Regions from separate parts of the Homo sapiens genome. Here region 2 is linked to region 1. Evidence: read pairs that join two places in POLR2A ChIA-PET (ENCODE). Cell type or tissue: OCI-LY7. All regions are shown on one strand. Each heading gives the region's core, and the rest is flanking DNA. Links, peaks and the distances in the headings are about the cores only. Region 1 has its middle 210 kb from the start of ZNF365. Region 2 has its middle 130 kb from the start of ZNF365.

Region 1 (12,709 bases), core at 3,750-7,749:
AAAGTGTCTTCCGCAAAACCAGTCCCTGATGTCAAAAAGGTTGGGGACTGCTGACCTAAGAGACTTGTGAAAAATGCAGGTACCAGACTCCACCCTAGACCTAGTAGCCTGAATCTCTGGTGACAAGGCAGGCAATCTGCAGTTTTGACATTTTCTCAGGTGACTATTATACCCATCAATGTTTCAGAACCACTGCCTTGGGAAATCCTGGCTCTTACCACACCCAATGCAGAGATCAATCCTAATTCAGAGGTCCATGACCTTATGATAAGGTGTTTCTGATGCGAGGGTAGATACATCTCCCAGGATGAGAACCAAGGTGGGCATGATAAAGCTAGGAAGGAGGTCCTTTTTAATTCCTAGTACTATCTCATACTGACTAGTGAGCTTTTAGAATAAACCACTCATGGACCAATGATTCTGTCCATGCAACTGTTGTTTACTGACATGGATGTGGGCTTTGGCACCAGAGTGGGTGGATTTGATTTGGCTCCCAGAATTATCACATGCTGGCTGTATGACCAGACGCAGGTGAATAAGGGTCTCTGAGTTTCCATTTTTGTTTTCTCTAAAATGAAGATGTAAGAACCCCTTTCACTCACAAGATTATGGTAAAAACTGTGAGAGGCAATGACATATGTAAAAATGTTTTATTAAACCTCAAAATGGTCTCTGTTAATTATTTTCAGTGCATAGACCAACTTAAAAGGTTCACTTCTAGATCATGTGTTTGACAGCTCCCAGCTACTCATGGCTGATAAAGTGGACCCTGAGTGTCAACTTCACCATAGACACAAATGACATCTATGATGTGACTGGGGACAGACCCTGTTACTAGTCATGGAGCACGGTATGAGTAATCACTTGGTCCCTCAGGTGTTCAGCCATAAAATTAGAGTTGAGTTGTCCATTTACGTAGATGAAAATGCGCCATACAGCCCATGCCATGGATAACTATCATGTCCATGTAAGTCACTAACATTGCTCTGCTTTGAAGAGTATTAGAGCTCCTCTTTTGCTAAATGCCAGGGAAAATGTATCATTCAGTTCAGAAGTGGATATTGGGCACTTACGATATGTAAGGAGCTATATGGCTCAGAATAAACACTTTGAAAATTGAAATAAAGAAGGACATCTCATCTGTTGAATTAGAACTGACCATTTGTGATGGCTCAGATGCCGCCTTCTGCTGCAGAACGAGCTAAGGAACTACATTTTGCCTCACTTAGTCACCTTCGTTATTCCTTTCTGCAGGCTCCAGAGTCCCCAGAATTGCACCTGCACAGATAGCCACTCAATATTTGTTGAATTGAATGTATACTTCTTATCCAAAAGATCTTCATCTAAGACACCTTACACTGGTGAATGTGGTGGTTATAATGTAATACTTCTCTTTAAAACTCCAAGTTCCACAGATAGCTTAGACAGAATCTCTTATTTGGATGGGTCCTTGACAATCTAGCATTTTCCAAAATGCATTCCATGGAACACTAATCCTGTGAGATACTCCTTGAAAGGGAGGGTTCCATTGTCAAATAACTTTAGGAAACATTGCCCACCTCCTCTTGGGAGGTCTCAATGCAAAATGGCATATTAAAGCCTCTGAGAAGTCCTGCAGCAATCCCGTATTTTGTTTTTATTTTGAGAACCTGTTTTTAAAATTAATTGTTTTTAATTGACAAATAAAAATTACATATATTTATCATGTCCAACATGTGTTTTGAAATATGTGTAGTTTGTGAAATGGCTAAATTAGGCTAATTAACATATGCATTACCTCACATATTTATCATTTTTCTGTGGTTGTGAGAACTCTTAAAATGTACTCTCAGCAATTTTCAAGAACACAATACATTGTTGTAAACTATACTTGCCATGTTGAATGTTAGATCTCTTGAACCTGTTCCTTCTGTCTCACTGAAATGTTGATCCTTTGACCATCTCCCCAGTCTCCCCTTCCTTACCAGTTGCTGGTCACCTCTATTTGCTCTCTGCTTTTACGAGTTCGACTTCTTTAGATTCCACAAGAAAGTGGTATCGTGTGGTATCTGCCTTTCTGTGCCTGGCTTATTTCACCTAATATAATGTCCTCCAGGTTTGACAGCATGATAATATGTGACACAATTGGGTAAATTTTGCTCTTTCTTGTTATGTCAGCTTCCTACACCTCTGCTGGTGTGACACAGGCTGTGCCTCCTGTAAGGCAGCCATCCCCTTTTAGGCTTTTAGTTGCCACTTTCTGCCTGTGACATGTTTGTCTCTAGACAAACCTAACTCCCTGACTAATCTCATGGTGATACTGTGGCCTCTGGTTGCCCTTCAAGGTAAACATTAAAGGCATTTTTTTTTCTACAAATTAACTCATTTTTGAGTAGTCAATAAGTTCTAATGTTTCAAACATCAAGAGGTAAGAAAAGGTGTTCAAAGAGAAGTTTCCTTCCCACCTACCCCAGGTGTTCAGTTCCCACTTTTTATCACCAACACCACTAGAAGTAATTACTGCTTTTAATTTCTTCTTTAACCTTCCAGGCTTAGGCATATCCGTGCTGATATATATCACACACACATAAGTGGTGTCCATTCTCATTTACAGAAATAGTGCTTATTATATACATTTTTTTAAGAACAATAATTGTCATCGGCCTAAAAGATGTAAATTTCACAAAATTAGATTCTATTTCCTTAATTTCCTCATATGCAGAAATGAATAAAGATTTAAAAATATGTTTGTGGAAGGCTTTGAGCTTTGAGGTCTTGCATTTGGCAAACCAAGGTCTCCTATAGGACGAGAGGCCCCCAGCAGGACTAGTGGTATGTGTCAAGTTCTTGGATGAGCAAACCAAAGCACAAGGCCTCCTTTCAACCTTGCCATGGTAGAGGCATGGAGAGACCTCTGTGACTCCTCAATGCTTCACTGCTGATATGAAATATGCATTCTGCAAAAGCAAGCTTTAAACATAAAATAAGCCAGGTGCAGTGGCTCAGCACTGTAATCTCAGCACTTTGGGAGGAGGTCAGGAGTTTCAGACCAGCCTGGACAACATAGCAAGACCCCATTTCTAAAAAAAAAAAATTAAGAAATTGGCCACATGCAGTGGTGCACACCTGTAGTCCCAGCTACTTGGGAGGCTGAGGTGGAAGAATTGCTTGAGTCTGGGAGTTCAAGGCTGCAGTGATGGCACCATTGCACACCAGCGTGGTGGATGACAGAGCCACGAGACTCTGACTCTAAAAAAAAAACAAAAAAACCGGCTGGGCATGGTGGGCTCATGTCTGTAATCCCAGCAGTTTGGGAGGATGAGGCCGGTGGATCACTTGAGGTCAAGACTTCGAGACCAGCCTGGCCAACATGGTGAAACCCCGTCTCTACTAAAAATACAAAAGTTAGCCGTGCGCGATGGCAGGCACCTGTAATCCCAGCTACACAGGAGGCTGAGGCAGGAGAATCACTTGAACCTGGAAGGCGGAGGTTGCAGTAAGCAGAGATGGGCCATAGAGTGAGACTGAATCAAGAAGAACCCAAAAAACAAAAAAACCCCAAAACCCATACAATACAAAAGCATATTTGCCAAATAGAAAATGTCAGTGTCATTAGAAAGCTAATAAGTAGGAGCCTAGGGAGAGGGAAAAGATAGCTACAGATGTCGCACTGAGTGAAACTTTCTCAGCAACTGCTGCTTTTTTTCAATTTTAATACCACGGAAGCAGAGACTTTGACCTATCGTCAAGGCAGGATTGCAGAATGGTTCCGGGGATTTAAAGTCAGTCAGGATTGTTTTCATGTCTCAACTGTGCCACTTACTTTTTGTGTGCCCTTGGGCAAGTTACCTAATCTCTCTGTGCCTCAGTCTCATCAACTGTAAAACGGAAGCAATAGGAATACCTACCTCACTGGACTATTGTGAAGGTTATGGGAGATGGTGCTTATAAGGAGCCTAGCCAAGAACTTGACTCACATGGGTTAATATGTACTGAACAGAGGTAATTTTTAAGGGGATTTTGTTAGCCCATGCAAGTAACAATTCATTCGCTTGAAAGTTCAGACCGAGAGCAGATTGTTGAGTTTTTGGTTGTTGTTGATATTTGAGCTCTTCTTTTGCTACTGCCTTAGAAGGTCCTAATTCATCCAGTATATTTGGAGCTAATTGTATTCATTGCTAAACAACAATTTCAGTTCCAATGGGTGACAGAATCAAATTCTTTCACATTATCTTAGTCCCTGGAAATGGGTTAGTGGACCAGAGTCATCTTGTTAATTCGCAGAAATGGCCGAGAGAGGGATCCATTCCAAATCTTATCCATTAACTCCATGGAAACCGGACTGAATCCATGTTCTTTACATAGAGTGGAAATGATACTTGGGAAGTTCCACAGTCTGAAATCCAGCTCTATAATAAGAACCATGTTGCTGATGTCAGCAGCTAGGAAGCTGCAGGGTATTGAAAGTCTTTGGGACTCCAGCATCCACTCATATTTATAGCAATGTTGCTTTTTTACCCTTGAAATGACACATCGTCTTAGAATTTTAAAGAGTGTTTCAAATCTGAGCTGGCTGAGCCCATTTGCAAGCCCATGGAGGAGCTGTGCTATTGAAGAAGTAGCTGTCACCTTACAAATGAGGAATAGAGTTACATCAGAAACTACTCATCCACAAATTTCTTTAGAAGTAGGATCTTCAGACAGTTCTCAGACACTGGAGGAAGTCTAAGTCTTTGGAACCCACCACAGTATAAGTGAAGGAGACAAATTCTTTCACGTGTGGCCAGTGAAATAACAGCTAACTGAACTTGACAACATTTCAAAACATTCCCAGGAAATATGCAAGATATGGATGAGTAGCTACTAAATGTAGGTATACATGTCTCATTTTACATCCTTTGAGATAAATAGTATGAAAAAATAGTACTTAATATCTTTTTGGATGATTCTGTTCTGGAATCACCTAAATGACATGAAAATTGTCATCTGTTATGAATGAGAATAATAACCTCACGAAGTAATTTTTATCCTAAATTCAGATTCTGTCTGCTTTTCCCTCCCCTCTCTTTCCACATGCTGTAATGGGATAAATGATGTTTTCAATTAGGGAGGGATGGGAAAAATTAAGAAGCTTTAGGAAAAGTATATCCTGAATTTCCAAAAGCTGTCTAGGTCAGTCGAGAGTCTAGTCAGAAAGTGTATTCATCCTGCCTGGATATTTCCATTGACGGCGGAAGCGAGGCAGGGACAGCTGAAGATGATTACACTTGTGACCCTTTCCCAGGGAGATCCTAAAGTTGAAGGTACTTTGGAGGCTCGCAGCTTGTTACCATTTTGCCTTTATTTCTCTGTGTAAGCAGTCATGCTGAATGAATTTGTGATGCACTTAATAAACACTTGGGGGAATGATTTCTTGCTTCCTCGAGCCATGTTTTTAAATCTGGTCTACACCACCCTTCAAAATATGAAAGAAAAAAATATCCTTCATAAACCAAATGACTGTTTTTCTCAACATGGGTGAAGATTGTTTTCATTCTGTATGTGTTATGGAAAAGAATATGCAGGAGCAGGATGGCCACTAAATTCGGAGTCAGCCCTACCTGTAGGTGAGTGGGGGGTGGTTTGAGAAGTATAATAAAGTCTAGAAATGTAAGGTCATATTATTCCTTCTCTGTTTGGTGAGCCCATCAGACTCCATAATAGTCCTCGACTGGTGTCCCAAGAACACTGCTCCACAACTGAGAAAATACACTATCCAATCTCCTCAAGACTTGCTCAACTTAGACATGCATTCTTTCTCTTTCAAAACTTGTTGTGTAAAACTATATAATGACTGCATACTCTCTCTTACAAAAAACAAAACAGGGAACTTATATTCTGCTTATATTGAAGCTGAATGATTTGCTTCTCCCAGTCAGCTGAGCTCCTTCACTCAGGTGGGCTTCAGCCAACTTGGCCTGTATGCTCTTCAGGTGAAATGCCCAGATGGCTCAAATAACCAGCTTCAACCAGTTATCCCATGGTTTTGCATGCAGAGGCTTCACCTTAAGTAAATCCTATAGCATATTAGTTATAAAATTTTATTGATTTTTAGCAGAAAAATTTCTGAGAACACAATTTTAGTTTTCATAGAAGGGCAATGTGCAATGTTTTCCCAATGTTCTGTGTAATGCAGCTTAATCTAGATTATTCTGTTGACAGAGTATATTGTATGTAAAAGGAAGATAGGTTCAAGTTCAAGTTCAGAGTTGTTGGTTTTACAGTAGTATTCTATTATGTATTTATATGCTTCTAAATATCACTAATCTTAGAGCAAACCAATTGTTTAAGGATACTATAGCATTGCCAAATAGCCAAACAATGTTTCACTATCGGCTATAGCATCTGAACTTTCCTCCAGAAATTCACATACTTATTTTACTTAAGACAATGAGAAGGAAAAATTAGAATGTTCCAAAATCATAAGACTCCTTTTGTGGGGAATGCATTGCTGACTGTGTCTGCAATAAGACATTTGCAGACCTGGCTTTCCTGTGAAGGGAATTTTATTGGCTTCACAGATACCTGTGTCAGTGCTGCAGGAGAACATCATACAACATGCATGCTTCATGTGGCCATTTAAGCTTTATTTAAATAATCACAGTGAGGTGTTTTCAATTTAGCAACTGTAAAATGTATTACATATTTCCAGTTAGATAGGTTTTGGTTTTGAAAGATGCTTAATTCGTCTCCTAGAACTTATCACTTTAGGCTTTGCTTTCCTTTATCTCTCTTCTATTACTAAGAACTCTTTTATTTCCTTCTATCTGGGATCTTTTTTCTCCTATTACGGCTTTCCCTTTTACCTCCCTGTTAGCCTAGTTGTTCACTAGAATATTCCTCCAGTGTAGTTTTGTCCTAGTTGTACAGTATAGAGTAGCAGGGATGGTGGTGATATTAGTTGTACATAACAAAGAATAATTTGTAATAATAACATTAGGTTGGCGCCCTTACTTTAATGGCAAAACCTGCAATTATGTTTGCACCAACCGAATAATAGTAACAATAGCCCCCGTAGTGGAAATAGCTTGTATTTGTCTTCTAGGGACNAATAGGAAAGCAAATACAAGCTATTTCCACTACAGGGGCTATTACCCCATTTGGAGACTTGACATTCCCTTACTCTTAACCTACATGGACCCCAAACCCAGTCCTGACCAACTAGAGCATTCCATCCCCTGGCCACAGTGACTAATTCAGGGCTGGAAGTGTGATGCAAACAGGCAATGAAGCCCCATTCCAGGATCTTCAGAAAACTCTTGGGATCTCTTTCTCCTGTGGTTGCTCAGCTGGGAAGATGTCTCACCATTCATCTTGCCATCTCATGGGGATGGTCTGCCTGAAAATGAAACCAATCAGAGACTACAGAGCCAAGACTACAGAGCCAAGTGATTAGAGAGAACCCATAGTGAAGACCATGGATGAGCTCCTGGCCCAGATGCTGGGCCTTTTTTGCTTAAGTTAAGTTGAACTGGCTTCTGTCACTTGCCACTAGAGGAAACCTCACTGATAAAGAGTTAACTGTGTCATTTATTGAGCACTGCTTGTGTGCCAGGCACCAGAATAAGTATGTTAACAGACATAGTCTCATTTAATCCACACAACAGACCTGTATTTGCTGCAATTGTGCAGATGAGGAGACGGGGATTTGAAGAGGTTAAGTAATTCTGAGGCTATCCAGCTTGTACGGAACACTAGAGCCTCTGCACTGGTAATATTGATAAGGTTGAATTTAGCAACATGGGCTTGGGACATTAACTCAGAAATATTCAGGCTAGAGGGATGCCATTGGCTAGTCACTAGGGCCCTGAAAGCATCAATTTAGGCATCCTGGAGCATCCATCGTCTTTGTGGAGCTGGTTTTGGCAGAGCCGGCCATAGATGAAATCAAAGCCAGGCAGGATTTTGCTTATGTAGCCATGGGGCCAGTTAGATCCTGGAATTCTCCATGGGGAACAAGAGTGAGGACAGTCAGTTCCAAGACTTCTGTGAAAAGACAGTATGTATATCAGGCTACAAATAGTTCCTTCACTCCTGAGAGAATTAAGGGACCTCCTTAGGGTCTTGAGCTAAGCCCAAATTGAGTTAAATAACTGGCGAGAAGATGAGGCAGAGGTTCACCCTAGAGTCCATCCCAGCCAGCATTTGTGGCTTGCAATTGATTTGTCATGGTCTGGCCCAGGGCGAGGTGAGGTCATTGTTGTGAAGGTAAAAAATGATCCAAATGCATTCACCATGCCAGGCCTGGGCCTACTCGCCCTCATATCTATTCCTTGCCCTTCCTCTGCTCTGCCTTGCTGTGGGGCTGACCCCTGCAGGCTGCCTTCCCCAGGTTCCTGTGTGAGATGGCTTCTGCCTGGTGCAGTCAACAACAGGCACTGGTGAGGCATTGGCAGTGGGGAGTGAGGGTAAGTTTGGGTGTTTCTCCCTCTCATTCTCTGCCTCAAACTCATTCTCCAGCAACAGCTGGGTCTCCTCCATAGCTCCAGATTCCACAGATCAGACCCACCTTGGTTCCACCTCTGCCTCCTCACCCCAGCCTCAGTGCCTCTGGAAATGCTGCTTTCAACCTAGGAGCTATGGAGGGCCTCCTGCTGGTGCTCATCTCCGGGTCATTGGATTGTCCTTCCTTGGCATCTCAGCTCTTCTATCACCTCTGTAACTAATTTCTGTTGGAAATGCTTGTAGCATTTCTTGTTTTCTTGGTTTGCCAAAGGCTCAAAATGCAACCCCTTCTTGAGAGCAGCAACCCTACCTTTGAGCACGCTCCTGTAGTAGGTGCTTAAAAATAAGTAGGTTGCTTAGTTGGTTGATGGAACTTCTTGCCAGCCTAACCCATCCATTCGTATGTTCTGCTTTCACAGAACTGCTCAGTGGAATCAGAGATCCTGTTTTCAGCCTTCTTTTAGTGGGCTGGTCCTTTTGACTTCCTACTTACTCCTTTGCAGGCTGGTAGGAGCTGAGCAATAGGAGTCTTTCCTGAAAATCTTTCCATCTTCTCAGTAATCATATTAAGTATCTGATTTTGTGTAGGCTGGCCAGAGAAAACATACTTCCCTTTCCACTGAAGGCAAGGCATCTCATCATGACTCCTTGCTGCAATTGCTTTTTTTTTTTAATTTAAGAGACAAGTCTGATTTACACTGAAAATGGTGGTTGTGGTTTATGGACTTAGCATACTAATTCCCATTTAATGCAGCAAACTTCAGGGGTAGGTTTTCATCTGAATGGAGATGAGTCACCGTATTCTTCAACCATATATTGAAAAATACCCACCGTTAGTTAAAAAACATTTCTTTTAAGCCATTTCTTCAGAGTAAAGTCAACTTGAATTCCTTGTTTGTGTGCCTGAGAGGGTCAGGAAATTCATCTTTAGCCTCAGCCTTACACATCTGCCCACCCTAGCCTCCAGAACTCCACATTTCCTATCCAAATCTTTCTTGTTGGTTTATTTGAACATCCCTCAGGAAGGAACCCAGAAGGTTCCACTTGGGCATGTGGGGTCATCGGCGCAGCTGACTCGAGTTGGCTGAGCCAACAGTGCTACTTTGGTGGAGTGTTTTGTTGGCTGGATCATCTGCAACGGGGGTTGGCCAGCGCGGGAGAACTTGGGAGTGTCCACAGGAAGTGGATATTTCCTGACCAGCTCATCCCCTGCTGACTCTCCAGCATTTTCTTGTCTACAACTAAAACGTTTTGCCTTGTATGTTCCTGCCCAAGGCCTCTTGAGACAGTGGGTGGTTTTTTTTTCTTTTATTTTTCAACTTGTGCCAAATGTGTCAGGAGTTAAGTCCATAATGCATATATCTTGGCCCCACTCTTTTAGGAATGTGGCCTCTCTGTTTCTGACACATGCTGCTGCAGAGTAACCATATGTGTCTGAAAGCTCAACCCTTTAAACAATTTTGGCTTGGTGCTTCTGTAGAAATGACAGCCTCATTAAGAAGACAGTGATGAGATAGGCCTGATAAACTCTCCCCTTCCTGTGACCTAAATAAGAATACAAAGAGAGTGAGAGCCATCTAGATTGGATGTCCAAGAAGAGGAGTAAAAGGCAGCACCCTTTAGTCTCTTGCTTAGTACCCAGCACTGGTTTCCACTTCACTTCAGACTAGGCTGTCTAGATGGGGCCATGGGGCCACTACATCTGTCTAAAGAGGTTGTGCACTGCTCAGGAAGCACCATTCCCATGAACTCTGATGTTATACGGTGTGCAATCCACCCAACTGTGCATGGTGGCCTTGTTGTGAAAGTGAGACTTCCCTGGTTATCCTTGCTACATGTAGACCTAAAAGGTCTTCTCTCTCCAGCTTTCTCTTTGTGCAAACTTTTTCTTGACTTAAAAAAAGAGGGAGTGAGTCTTACCTCAGAAAGCTTTTATGAGACTGAATGAGCTGGCAAAAAAGGGACTTGTATTACTTGGGAAAAAAGTCTTCTCCAAAGACAATGTAGTATTATTTTTTAAAGTTGGCACTAACAAAATTACTCCCTGGGAATGAAAAATTTACCCATATGAGCTGAACTAACTTATTCCATGTGCTGGGATGACCACAGATATTAGCAAGGCCTAATGCGGCCTGGGGTCCCCAACAAAGAAGCTGACTTCAAATCAACCATGCTTTGGAAAGTTAGGGATTGTAAGTAGCCTTCAAATTATTATTACTACTTCTCTGTACTAATACAGTTCTTGAGTCAAGAATTGTAACATTCATTATTCTTTGAGTCATCCTCATCAGGAAAAAGAGGAAGCACTGGGGAAAATACTGTAGATTACAAGGGAAGATTGTCTTCAAGTTTCAGGTGGATTCAAAGAGAAGGGAAGGAGGAGCAGCTCAAAGAAAAGGAAACTCATGGAACCAGTGATGAAGCCAGAGATGGTTTTTCTGGGGAGGGGCAACCAGATTGGGCTTGAAGGGGGCAGGGTCTGAGAGCTTAGAAACAGACCCGATGGACGTGAGAAATTGCACAGACAAGGAAAAAGTTTGTTACATTAGTAGGATAAACAGTTGATTGGAATGGAGACTGTGCATTTGGGGAATGAGAGATAGTGGACTGGTGAGGTAGAATCATGATAGACCACAGACCACAGACCACAGAGGGCTATGAAAGCACTCTGGGGCCTGCCCAGTGCTCAGAACCCATGGAATGCAAACTTTCCATGGCCTTCAAACCAAGTATGTGGGGAAAACCCTGTTCTTTCACCCAGGTCACAGCCTTAGAGAATCTAAAACTTTTTTTCCCTGCACAGTCTGGTGCTTCTCTCTCTATATATAATTTCCCATGTGGGAACACACACTGCTTTGCCAAATAAATAGTCCCTTCCTATTCAGACTGGAATTTGTTTTCGAAAATATGTTTGTCTCCCAGCAAAGAAAACAAATAGACCATCCTAAGACTGGCATCCTTCAAATTAGGAACCAAAGCAAGTGGTTGTAAAGCAAAGTATTTGTCATTGATAATTCGCACTGACAGCAAAGTTTGTTTTTTTAAAGCTTAAGTCTTGAAACTCTTTTCAAGTGGTATTAAACATTTAGTCTGGACACAGACTTCCCCAAGACACAGGGGTTAATTTTCTGAATCATCACCTGACTCGGGAACTAGCCAGTGCACCATCAGTAGCCATTAGGCATTGACTTCATCATGACCAATCTATCTTGGAGCTGGACAGAAGCTCAGTTAACAAGACTTCCTTTTTTTAAATGCAATTTAGCAATTACCTTTCTTCTTTCACTTGAACTTTCTCTTTGAATCTTATTCCAATCCCAGCATATTGAAGTTATTCTTCTAAACTAACAAACGCAAACACAAATGAACCTAATAGCAAATCCCTTCCAAAGATGTTAGGAAACCAAGATTTTCTCCAACTCATGACTCCAGAAAGAGAGGAAGAGCGAATACAGCAAGCTGGAGAAATCACCCTCATGGAAGCCAGGAGATAGGGGGTCGATGCTACACAGACGAAAATAGTGCATAAGTGGCATTGGCTGGAAGAGAGAAAAGCCCACTAGGAGATAAGGCAATGAAGTTCAGAGAGGTGGGTCACAATCAGAGGGACAGAACCTAATGAATAGTCTTATCTTCCTGGAGATGAAACAGCTGTAGCCTTTGGGAAGGGAATGACATAGGAAAATGAGTGTCTGAGAAAACTTATTCCCAGAGAAGTGGGGAAGTTCAGGCTATGACTTCAAGAATTGGAGAGATTTCGAAGCCAGTATAACTGGGGATTAACCAAGGGCTCAAATCCAGTACTTGACAGCAAGCCAGACTGCGAAAGGCTCCTAACATTATCTAAAGGTCTCACAGCATTTTAGAACTAGAATGACCATACTGGAAAAAACTGTTCCACGGTATCAGTCAGCATTTGGGATTGCTTTATCCAATGTAAGTGATGGGACATTCACATCAGAGAAGCATATGTCTTCTCCCTGCCTCCCCCCAAAACTCTTCTTCTCTATCTTCCTGATGTCATATCCTGGCATCCTAACAGGGGTGGGGGGATTATATAACTGTCTGAAGTAGTGCAGAACATGAAACAATAAATAAGCTATGTAAATTGTAAAACATGAGTCATGATTCTCTTTGTTCTCTATCTTTATAAATGTATTTTTTTAATTACATATTTTTTCCTCATCATAGATGTCTAAAACCAAACCAAACCAAACAAACAAACAAAAAAATCTAAGTGCCCTCT
Region 2 (12,709 bases), core at 4,012-8,011, 73 kb before region 1:
ATTAACAAATGGGAAAATCAATGCTTGGCTTCTAAATTAGCCTTTGTTTTCATTTGGGTCTAATAAAAATGCTAAAGGAAAACCTGATTTAGTCTTCCAAAATAACTCTTTGAGTTTTTTTGGGATATGCCTGCAAAAGATACATTTTCTTTTTACTTATTTTCCCCTACATTGCTATCCACTAGAGCACATATCACTACAAAAACTCACTTTATGGGGGAAACATGTCAAGTTCATTACAATTTGATCCTGCTGGTCCCTTTAGGACAAGCTGAGACCAGTGTTGTGTTTTTGATTCTCAGCTACTTTCCCAGTGTCTTCATGTGGGGAGGGAGAGTTAGACAATTATTAAAAACTTGGAAGTGTCTTGAACTTTTATTGACAAATTCTGATCCTTTTCTGATCTTCATTCCCCTTCATTAATATATCTAGCATTTGACACAGCTGATCACTCTGTCCATCTCTCCTCTTTTACTGCTATAACTTTGTACTCACTTGGTTTCCCTTCTACCTGCCCAAGAGGTTATGCATCAACTCCTCTTCTCCAGCTTTTGTTCTACTTGTAAGCATCTCCCCAGTCTCAGTTCTTACTTCTTGCTCTCTTTCTTCTGTGGGCACTTCTATTTTGATGACAACTCAAGAGTCTTCTTTCTCCTGACCTCTATCATAGCACCCAAAAACAACCTCCAGGTAATGCTACTTGGGTAGTTCATCGCCTCTAATACATCTATAGCCTTGAACAGGGCTATGGCTTCTTCTGTCCCAGTGCCCTTGCACATGCTCTTCCCTCTGTCTGAAATTCTTCCTCCTCTTCTCTTTGCCTATCAGATGCCTACAGATCCCACTGTATATGTCCCTTCTTCATGGAAGCACTCCCTGACCACCCTGACTAGATCAGATTCACATTGTAGGATCTCTTAACACCTGGTGGGAAGAAAAAAAAATTAAAATCCCTTTTTGAGAAATAAAAATATGACACAAAAATTAGTACCCCTATAAGAAGGAAATCAATTCTGATTAAAGGGAAATTAGGAAGCACATCAATGGGAACTAAAAATATTTTGTTTTTCAGAAACTTTGCTATAAAATGCTGATAGGGAAACTGAATTACAACTTAGTGAACTAAACCAAGAGCCTTGTTTAGGTGACTCAGTGATTAAGCAAAAGTCCTGAGTATGACCAACTGTGATATGCTCTACTCTCTAGCACCCAAAGTTATTACACAACTTTGAGCTAGAACTTGTGTTTAACCATCTGACATTTAAACTGTGGTAACTGTGGAAAGCCATAAATCATGGCCAGTATAGAAGAGAATGACTGTTCATGAATTGTACCTGTTGTTAATCACTTTAGCCATAACCGAACTTAAAAAACAAACTCCCTTAGGTTTTAAAAATATTTTCTCTTCCATAGCCTACCTCTATATTCTGCCACATATCTAAAAAAATTCTATTGTGATATAATTCACATGCTGTACAATTCAATCATTGAAAGTGTACAATTCAATCTCTTTGAGTATACCCACAGAGTTGTGCACCCATCACCACAATCAATTTAGAACATCTTCGTTATCTACAAAAGAAACCCTACATCTCTTAGCTCTCACCCCCCAACACAAAATCTCCCCATACCCAGCCCTAATTGGCTTTCTGTCTTCATGGACTTGTTTACTCTGGGCATTTCATATAAATGGAATCATACGATATGTGCTGCTCTATAACTGATCTCTTTCACATAACATGATGTTCTCAAGATTCATGCATGTTATATCATAAATTGGTACTTCATTCTTTTTTTGTTTTTTTTTTTGAGATGAAGTTTTTCTCCTGTTGCCCAGGCTGAAGTGCAATGGCACAATCTCAGCTCACTGCAACCTCCACCTCCCGGGTTCAAGCAATTCTTCTGCCTCAGCCACCTGAGTAGCTGGGATTATAGGCGCACACCACCACGCCCAGCTAATTTTTTGTATTTTTAGTAGAGAAGGGGTTTCATTATGTTGGCCAGCCTGGTCTTGAACTCCTGACCTCAGGTGATCCACTCACTTCGACCTCCCAAAGTGCTGGAATTACAGGCCTGAGCCACCGCACCTGGCCTCTTCATTCGTTTTTTATGATACAATAATGTTTCACTGTACCACATTTTATTTATCCATTCATCAGTTGATGTCGTTGTGTTGCTTCCACTTTTTGGCTTTCGTGAATAATGCTGCTATGAATATAAAATGGTTTCTGAGGTTTGAAAGCTGCCTGTACCTTTTTCTCCTCTCTGTAGTTATTTAAAAATAAAAGGTAGCTTAGACATTTCTAAATCCGAAGCTGTAACACAAGTTCCATTTTTTGGCAACTGTACAAAATTTATTTCACCTGTTGTTAATGTTAACTATCTGTAGTTATCTACATGACATTGGTTTTCCCCCCATCTGTGAGCTCCACGAGGATAGCAATCATATTGAGTTTTCTTGTTGCTGAATCCCTGGCAACTTGTCCAGTGATTGGGGTGCATTAAATCTTTCTTGACTAATTTTGCCTAACCCCAATCTTAGATTGGCCTCTCAAATTCCCCATTTCCGTTAATGGTATTACTATGATCTCAATAACTTGAGATCAAATCAGTCATATTTGACTCTTCTCTTTTTCACTCCTTTTATATCTGATCAGTCAGCAGTTTTTTGAAACCCTGTTCGAAGCAGTTCTCAACACTTGTGCACCCATTCTTTCTCCTACACCACTCAATCTAGACCCTCACATGTGGCTGTCCTGCTTTCCTTCTCTCCTACTTCTAAGCTATTCTGTGGAGAGATGTCAAAGTAATCTTCACAAAAAATCTGATTGCATCACTTCACTTCCCTCTTTATTAGCTCCCAGTGGTTTCCAATTGGCCACCGATTAGAAGGCCTCGACTCAGAGTTGGAAGAATTTCATAATATGATTCCTGAAATCATGAGGCAAGTGCTACTTCAGTCTTTTCTAGTACTCTCTCCTCTTGATTATTAGAAGATAGGCTGTACCTCTCTGGTCTATTGGGTTGGACCCAGATTTTCAGATCAACTGCTTAACATTGTCAGGGAGGCAAATACTAGTAATTTGTAACATTTTTATGGCCAGCTCTCTTCTCATCAACCAGTGCCAAGACTGGTTCAAAGATTAGTGAATATTTGATTCACTAATGTCAAATCACTACATTCCAACCCAAAACATATTTACTTTGATATTTTAATCTCTTTCCAAAGGCCCTTACCCATAATAATATTCTGTAAGGAATTCCCTATATACCGGAACTTTCTGCTTTCCTATCATAGGGAACATCATAAATAGATCATTAATACATCTCCCACATTCTATTTCTTGTACAAGCTCATATCTTCCACGGTGCTTGCTATGGTGCCTTGTGTATGGTAAAAGTAAAGATACAGAGAAAGTCTAATTTTTTTTCTTAATGGAGAATTTCTCCCCCCCAACCCCCAAGCTAGAAATGTTTGCTTTTGTTATGTAAATAATTAGATCATCATTTACATTTGGAGTGACAGCCTCACTTCCAGTGGCATGTTGAGATAACCACAGATTGTTGCTTAAGGGACTTCCAGAGAGTTTTGGCCTGGTAAACTATCTTAGCTTTTTGCTTTATTTTGGAGTGTGCACCACTTTGGGGTCAAAGCTGAATTGTTTGGAACAATAGCGGAGATTCTGAGAATGGGTTCTGTTGGGGAAGGGGACAGCCAGTAGCTAGAATCTAAAAAAGGCTATGGGAGTAAATAAAAGGGTTCAAAGAGGATTTTATCGAGGTTTTTTTTTTTTTTTTTTTTTGCATGTAGTTTGCAGTTAAAACCCTCTTCCCTCTCCACAAAATTTTGTGTCATCTGCTCACAAATTTTAAAATAAAATCTACATTGCTTGCTAAGTCCTTGTGGGATGGTTTGCTATCTGGGGCTAAGATTTTGCTGAATTAGGCCCCAAGGTTGATGAAGATGACAAAAGAGACTGCCAGTGACAGGGCAGCTATGTAGGCTTTGCATACATTTTAGGTAAATATGTATTAAATGAATACGTTTTTCTTGTCTTCTTATGCAGATGATATTCCCCTTGCCTCTAGGTGATTTGTAGAGGAAGTATTCAATGGTGACTTCCTAATTAAGGAGGAATGTTCTGTTAATTCTAACTTGTCTTTAAAGGAGGAAGAAAAGGCACTTGCTGGGTATCCTCTTTGTAGCAGACTTTCACATTTAATCTCAGTGAATCCTTACAACCTTGAGAAGTAAATACCATTAGTATTATCCTGATGATAATTACCTTTTCTAAATGATTATTACTTTTTCTAAATGAAAAAACTAAGGCTCAATAAATTTAAATAACTTTCCCAGGTACATATCATCAGAAAATGATAGATTTGGGATTCAAACCCAGATCTGTTTGACCCCAAAGGCCTCTGTGAACTCTACTATGAACTTCCATTTGAGAGAGAGAGGGGGAGAGAGAGAGAGAGAGAGAGAGATAAATTGCTCAGAGAGAGAGAGAGATAAATTGCTCATTAAGATAAACTAATTTGGTTTTGTATTAAAAACAAGATCCTTGATGCTCTTGTTTGCCTTACTTTGTTTATGTTCCTACTGTATATTAATTGTCTGTCAGTGACTGGCACCCAGTGTCCTGGGTGAGCTTTGGTTGTTACAGATAATGTTTCTCAAAAGCCTGGCTGGATTTTACGTGATCACCTACCCCAGAAGATTATGAAGTAAATTAGAGCTGTTAAATAGATCTGTTAATTTGAGGAACCACCCCCAAACCCTCTATAATTTGTATGCCACAGACAGGTTGGTAGCTAGCATTTCTTCCTTTGCAATCACAAAGATAGAATCTTTTCCTTATTCTTGATTATTTCATTTTTGTCCATAGAGAGTTGAGGATAAAATCCTTCCCCATATTCTTTAACAACCAGCTGTCTTTAGATTCATTGAATGATAGCCTGCCTCAAAAGTTAGAGCTAGCCATAAAATTGTGCATATTGAATATGTTATGTCATTCGGTGGCAAATTACTGAGTTGTCTTTCAATGTAATCTTGAAATAGCAACAAGAAAAATATTTTTTTTTTCAACTCTCAATGATGAGGATGGCTTCCTTCTTCCAAGGTGGATTATCGGTTAAAAAGTCACAGGACTGCGAAATTGGGTACTTCTGGTTACAAAAGAAAGTCATCAGCCATTGGGACCATTCAATAATGCAACCGCAAGTCAAGGCTGTCATTAAGACCAGCCTACTGTAATTGTTCATTAGTGGTATCTAGTCAAGTAAAAATATCATCCTTAGAAGCCAATTACTACCAAAGCAGTGGTGGTTTTTGTGGTTGGTTTATTTGAAAATTATTCCTAGAGATCTTGAGAAAAGAATCAGACTTCTTCAGTAGTTAATGTGTTATTGATTCAATTCAGATTTAGCTTTCTTTTAAATATACAATGTATTAGAATGTGAATGGATACCTGCTGATTAGGTTGATCGGAGGAAAAAGAAAAAGTTACTTCCCAAGACAAATTGGTTAAGAAAAGCAAGTCAAGTCAATAAGCAGATTTGACTGGTTTGGGTGAGGTTCATTGTTTTACTGATTTTTACTGGCACATTCTTGCTTGTTACTGTTTAACAGTTCTTGTGTGGCTCTAGAAATATTACCATCTCTAGAATTGTGACAACCTCCCTTAGGTTTGCTCATTTGGGCTCCCAATTGCATTCAAGAAATGCTTAATAGGTACTCATTATAGGTGGGCCCTGCTTGGATAAAACTAGAGCTGCCATATTGTTTTACGAATGTAAAGCCAAGAGAGACTTTTCTTGTAGCGAAACTGAGAGGCCTTCCCCTTTTCAGCCATACCCACACACAGACTTGGGAATCAGTCACCTTCAAGAGATCTAATTGGGTTTTCATTAGACCCCTGCTTTCCAAAATTCAGCTAGAGCCCCTCTAACCCCAGACTTCTCGAGATTCATGCAAGATCCCTGGGGCTTGAATTTCTACCCTCCCTCTGGCTCCAAGTTCCTCTTTCTGTGAGTCTCTAACTTCCACTTAAGGCCCACCTTCTATTGTATTTCCCTTCTGTCAGCTAAGCCAGGCTCTGAACTGTCCAGATGTGAAATGTGGCCCCCTTTCTGTGCTTTCTTCCTCAAGCCCACTCATTCAAGGCATATGGTCGTTAACTGTTAACTATAGCTCTCCAATAAGTGGTAATTGACTGTCTAGGATACCGAGAATAAAAGCACATTCTAGCAAATGATTCCAGACCATGTAAAGATTTTTTAATTATCTTTTTTCTTTTTAAATTCCATTTTGTCTTTCTTTTTATATTTTAAGAAGCAGTTTCTGACAAGGAGTTTCCATAATTCAGTAATGACTTCCTTAGCCAGGTATAAATTTTATAGAGAGGTAATCTACATGGTATCTCATAGAGGCACTCAAATTTTTCTCAGTTGACAAATGAAATACATGGAAATAATCCATGGCAAAAAAAAATTTCTCAACACAAATTTGACTTATAGATAATGTATGATCAAGGTTAAGGATATGCTATTCTAATAAATATTACTCAATAAAAAATATTTCTAATGAAGTTGTGGGTAGCACATTATCCACTTTTCAAATGATTTGCTTTTATACGTTTCTATTTTTTGCACATTCCAGAAAGAGTCATTTTGATTTAATTGAAAGCAACTGTGAAAATCAAGTCAATTTAACATCATTTATAAAAATAATCTTTTAAAATGGGCTGAGTGATTGAAGGAAAATGCAGTTTTATTTCCCTTTTTTGGATCACTAAAACAAATTCATTATAACTTGCATAGATTAAATCATAGCTGAAGATTTAGCAGGGAATTGAGATTACTAGACAATGAAAACTCTTCTGTGGTCAAAGAATTTTTTTCAGAGCCACTTAGTTGAAATGCAGTATACATAAAAGCCTAGTGTATTTTGGCAACTCTTAACTCTGAGATTTACATCTTTTGCTATTCCACTTTAAAATTAAAATATTCAAAAATGTCTTTTATTCGCCTTTTCAGCCATTTAGTTTCATTCCTTACACTATGCCCTAGACATGGTGAACCTGATTGCCTGCAGAGTGAATTAACGAGTCTTTTATGTCAATGGGAGTTGATTAACATTTGTGACATTTTCAAATCAATCCTCCTATGTTCTCCAATTATGGCCTCATTGTGGTTAGGCACCATCCTAGGGGAAAGAAACAAAGGGTGGGTGGGAATCATCATACTTACAACTGACTTCAGAAAAGCAAATTAATAAAGGGAAGTGTCTCTAAATTATGTTTCCTGTTGTTGTTTGTTACAATAAATGCTGAATGCAAATGCATGTTCTTTAAGTGTCTTGGCTGTCCTTCAAAAATGTGAGTTATTTTGACAGAAGGCAAAAGTTCTTTCCTTCAACCTGTCTCCATAGTTAATTTAGATTAATTTGGTTGTTTTTTCAACATGTGGGCATTTCTAAACTTTAAAGTTAATAGTATTTACACAGCAAATGTACTAAACAATAACATTACAATATCACAAAAATGATATAAGATGATTTTAAATGAAAATATAAGATGATTTTAAATGAAGGTTATTTAAAGCTATAGCTGGTTTTTATACTACATAAATTAGGCTAAAATTTATATAACATATATTTGTATTTCAAACATAATATAATATATTCTATTGTGTATATAATTATATAATAATATATATTAGATGCATAATTATATAATTAACATAAATATATCTAAATATTAAATAATTAATGATATAATTATATATATCATTAAGACAAACCTTGGCACTAGTTTCTGGGTAACCCTGAATCAAACACTAACTTACCTGGCTCTTTATCTCTATTACTTAAGAAGTTTGGACTAGATATTCCAAAGTGCTTTGATTTGACAATTTATTATGGAAGAGACATTCCGATAATTATCAGTTGGATCTTTTTGTAGAAACATATTTTCCCTTCTCAGCCCCACTTTCTCTCACTTACTAGTTATTCTCACCAGGTAAGTCAGGACATGCTGATATTTTTGATAGTTTCACAGGAATTCCACCAAATTTTAATTGTGGTGTAAAAGTTGTTTTTGCTTCAACTGAGGATATGTATTATGTTTTATGATATGTTTGATGAAACATTGTCGGCAGTTCTTTCAAGAAGGTTAAGATATAATTTGCCAAAAATAAAGGGTAGAAGGAGAATCACTATGTCAAACCAGTGACTGCTGTCCAGTATGGCAGCCATTGGTCACATCAGCTATTGAGCACTTGAAATGTGGCTAATCCAAATTGAAATGTGCTGCACGTGAACAATTCATACCAAATGTTGAAGGCTTAATGCAAAAATAAAATGAAATATGTCAAGAATATTTTTATGTTGATTATATTTTGAAATGATAATATTTTTGGATATAGTATATTACATACAACATATTGTTAAATTAATTTCACCTTTTTCCCTTTTCCCTTTTTAAAAATGTGGCTACTAGAAAAGTTTAAATTCCATATGTGGTTTCCATTATATCTCTTGGACAGCAGTGCTGTAGAGTCACCTGTTTATTGGAACATGAAAGAATTGCCTTGTAATATATAAGAAAATATGATCAGGTCAACAGCGTTTCCAACAGCTGCATAATGCAAGGCGTAATTGAATAGAAATATAGATCTACTATAGCTGTGATTGTCTTAAAGTGAATTATGACTTGTTTAGTCTTTTTCTGAGCTTCTAACACCCTGTAATGTGTACCCTCCTACACCAGATACAGAGGGCCAAGAACAATGTCTCCTTCAGCTGTAGGTTAATGTTGAAACTCTGAATGTTCCTTCTAGTATCTTCAGGGACACGTTTGTCTCCGTGTCCCTGAAGATACTAGGGACACTCCAACATACGCCTAATTCCCAGGGTAGATAAGAGAAATGAGCAGGAAAAAAGCAGCCACTTTTCTTAAGATTGAATCTCTAACTTGGACCTCAGTTGTGTTTGTAACTCAGCCTCAGTCTCAGAGGACATCATTAGCTCTGCCTAGCTCTTCCCTTCTTCTCCCTACCCAGAAGCAAAGGAGATTTGCCTTCAGCTTGGCGTTTTCCATTGGTGTGCCTTTTTTGAATTTTTTCAGGAGTTAGCTACTAAGTACACTTCTGTGTGCATTTGGAGATGTATGGACAGAGAAGTGTGTTTTGAAGGGATAGAATTTGGAAGTGAGAGATGAAGGACCTGAGCATGTTCAAAATGCAGTTAACTCTTTGAGGGCCAGTGGTTCTTTTATGAAGGTCCCACTGTGCTCCAGTTCTTAGTCTTGCTTCTTCCCTCTCATTTGTTCTGTTCTGGAAAATTTCAAGCCCAAACATCTGTTTTGAAGTGCTATGCTCCTTTCTGGAAAACAGTATTTTTTATTAATTCCCAAGTTTGCTTGTTTCCGCCTTATCATCCCCAGATGTTTTGTCCCTCTCTCCATTTTTTCTCATTCTAGTAATTGTGCAAACCCAGGAATAGCTTCTGGCAGATTTTTTTCCCCCTTTTGGATCACCCTGCACAACTTTCACCCAGAATTCTATCTCTGCTCTTTGCCCATCTTTCAGTGGACTTTGGCCAAAGTCCATGAAGGATTTGGGAGGCTAGGGTAAGAAGGTGAGCAGTAATTTCTATTCTACAATAGATAAGGGTCTCCTTGTAACCATAGTATCTATGCACAGGTAGAGCTACAGAGAAGGGAAATATATTTCATGACCACAGAGAAAAGGTCTTTTGTTGCTGTTTTATTTGTCTGCTACTAAAAGATAAAGCAAGCATAAAAGTTTGCTTTTTTAAAAAAGAATAACATTTTATCCTTTTTATTTTTAAAGAAGAAAGGTAAGAGCATATAAGCCAGCCGTGATATTATAGGATAAGAGTCGAGAACAGTCTTTATATGTTATAAATATAATAATAACAGCACATCAAATCTAGCACATTACAGTTTTTGCAGAGTTTTCACCCACAGATATGGAAAGATGGAGGAGGTTGGGAGTCTGAGACCCTCCAAATGGAGTAGTTGAGTCCTGGAGTTAGTTTGGATGCAACTCTGAAAAAAAGCTTTGGAAATTTGGGCAAATCATTTTTCTTCTATATTCCCCTGTGACTTCATTCACACCTGGCAATGATTTTACATTATTTTGGTTTTCACAGAAATTGTATGCTCTTAGTGGCAAAATTTTATTTATTTCCATTTCATGGAAGAAGAAACAGACCTAGAGAGGTTCAGTTTTTTATCTAAGATCACACCACTGCTCGGTAATAGGCTAAGGGTCAGAGTTCAGGTCCTCCACTGAGGTTGAGTGGAGCCTTGGCTGTTGGTCAGCCATGGAGGCCGTTGGTTTCCAAGGACACCCCCAACCAGTGTTGTTCATTGCTTTCCGTTTAACTTTATGTGTGTGGGTATTGGGAAGCTGAGGCTAGACCTGTTGACTATGTTGCATGACTTTCTCCCATGCTCCAGTCCATGATGTGTTGAGGAAGACAGGGCACGTGTCTGTGAATGCAGAGCCAAACCGGGCCTCTGGGGGGTGAGGAGGCTGAGATGAACAAACTGCTTTGCCTTCCTCTTGGAGAGAAAGACAGATACCCTTTGGGCACCTGAGGCTGGTGCAGCTCTGTTCCCCTGGAAAAGATTCTGGAAGACAGGAAGAATCTCAGAAAGGGCCCTGTTATCTTCCAGTGTGAGTTTTCTGAATGTTGAAATGGAGAAAGGAAAGAAAGCAGAAAACCTATTATGTCTACAGAGATTTCGAATCTAAGCCTTCTCTGTGAAAAGTTGGCAAAACACGAGGATTGATTTGACTCTTACTAAGAAAAAAGATGAAGGTGCTGACATGACTGATGATAGGATTAGGGTTTTCATTCATTCATTCATTCATTTATTCATTCTTCTGTTTAACAAATGGTTGCTAAGTGTGCACTACAGGTAAGGCACTTGCATAGTGGGCAGTCTCATTCAGAGGCAGGATCTGTAGAAAGTAGGAGAGAGATTACAGTTAACCGGGAGAAACAGAGAGTTGAATACATATTAAGAGGAAACATAGTGAGATACCAGGCAGATCTGTGGAATGATTTACCCTCTTTTAACCACAAAAGCGAGGATAGCCAAGAAGTTGATCAGACACTGACTAAAAAGAGACACAGTTCTTGTTCAAGGCACTGTGTGGACTCCATTCCTGGTTTCCCTGGCCAAAGACCCCTTCTTATGGGAAAAGGCACATGCAAATTAGGTAAGCAGTGATAAGAGACAGAGTACGTGTGGTTTTGGTTCTCTCCACTGCAGAAGAAGGCCTAGAAGGCCTGGAGAGGAGTTTCTGAGGGTTTGTACCACAAAAGAATGACATCATGAATGGAAATATCAAAAGGTTAATTAGAGCCTGCCCACTTGAGAAAGAGAGACTGTTTACTGATTACAGCCTCCAACCAGTTGCTTATTAACCTCTTAGGTATCCCTGTCATCCCAATGCCCATCAGTCAAGCCCTTGATAATCTGAATTCTTCTAGAACCCCTTCCTTCCACCTTTCTGCCTTCCCTCTGCCCCTCTTTTGTGTGTGTACTCATTCACTCACTCACACATTTAATGAACTCGCTGTGTTGCAGGACCTATAACTCACTGCCCTCAGGATGATTTCCTCCCTGGTCAGTGTTGGGGGATAGAGGAGGCCCAGAGCTTCCTTACAACATATCCATGAGAACTTTATCAGGGAGAAACCAAGAGGACCAGCTTGACTCAATAGTTCTGAAACAGATCCTGTGAACATCAGACCAAAACTCATTTAAGTATTTCTGCATGTAATTTAAACCTCTTACTTTTAGTTCCAAGGATTCATAACAGTTGTTTAATTGCTGGAATGAGTTACCAGAGAAGAACATGGAGTGCCCATTCTTGGAGGCCTTCACAAAGAGAACAATCTACTGTCTGTTTTGTATGAGTTTCTTTTGCCTAAAGAGATCTTTCCCATTCTCTATTCTATAGCTTTTGGTTGTGCTAAAAGGGACAATTCTAATGGATATTAGTTTTTTAGTTACTTCTGGTTTGCTACTAAACTCTAATTTTGTCACCAGGGTAAAGGTTTTTCATGATCTTAATCAAAGAAGAGAAAACAGTCTCAAATGTGTTGTTTGAAAGAGAGGTGCCCAATACATTTTCATCTGAAGAGATTCCAGGAGACCCTCATTCTAAGAGATTGTAGAAGTTACAGAATAGGGTAAATTATGATGGCTCTTTTGGAACCATTGACAGGGAAAGGAATACATCAGCAATACATGAAAATGTGTCCTGATTAAACAGCCGACATAAAATATGAACTGTTCTTTCTTCCTCCATCTGATTCATGTTTACACTTCATATTCCCTGTTAATTTTTTACATTCACTGAGCTTTGAGCAATGAGTCACCATTTTAAGTGATAGTTCTTGCAGGCAGAATGAAAATTGCACTAATCCTAGAGATGTTCATCCCAGGTCCTCAATTGACAGTGAGGCAATGATCCTAGAGATGTTCATCCCAGGTCCTCAATTGACAGTGAGGCCATGTGAAATGAGAGTTCTAGGGGATACACCTGGGCTTTCTTTGCAACATGTTGATCCTCCAGATCAAGTTGTTCAGCAGTAGGTTGGGAATGCAACTGTAGATGTCAGAGGGGGCTGGGACTAGAAACAGAGATGCAAAGGGAGGTAATG

The links. Peaks named below come from ENCODE experiments on the same cell type or tissue, not always from the same donor. Only the 100,000 strongest peaks of a DNase experiment are listed, where the experiment ranks them.
Region 2: POLR2A ChIA-PET joins it to region 1 with 5 read pairs; 3 of 35 experiments call an interaction of 5 or more read pairs at or near these places.

What each region holds. Positions count from the first base shown.
Region 1 is chr10:62,573,330-62,586,038 of GRCh38, forward strand. No RefSeq gene overlaps it. Among named protein-coding and RNA genes, the nearest start is that of ZNF365, 210 kb to the left of the region's middle. In OCI-LY7, for the core only: no CTCF peak of the experiment used is centred there; no DNase peak of the experiment used is centred there.
Region 2 is chr10:62,500,537-62,513,245 of GRCh38, forward strand. No RefSeq gene overlaps it. Among named protein-coding and RNA genes, the nearest start is that of ZNF365, 130 kb to the left of the region's middle. RefSeq lists an enhancer at 6,552-6,721 and a cis regulatory region at 6,637. In OCI-LY7, for the core only: no CTCF peak of the experiment used is centred there; a DNase peak (open chromatin) is centred at 6,045.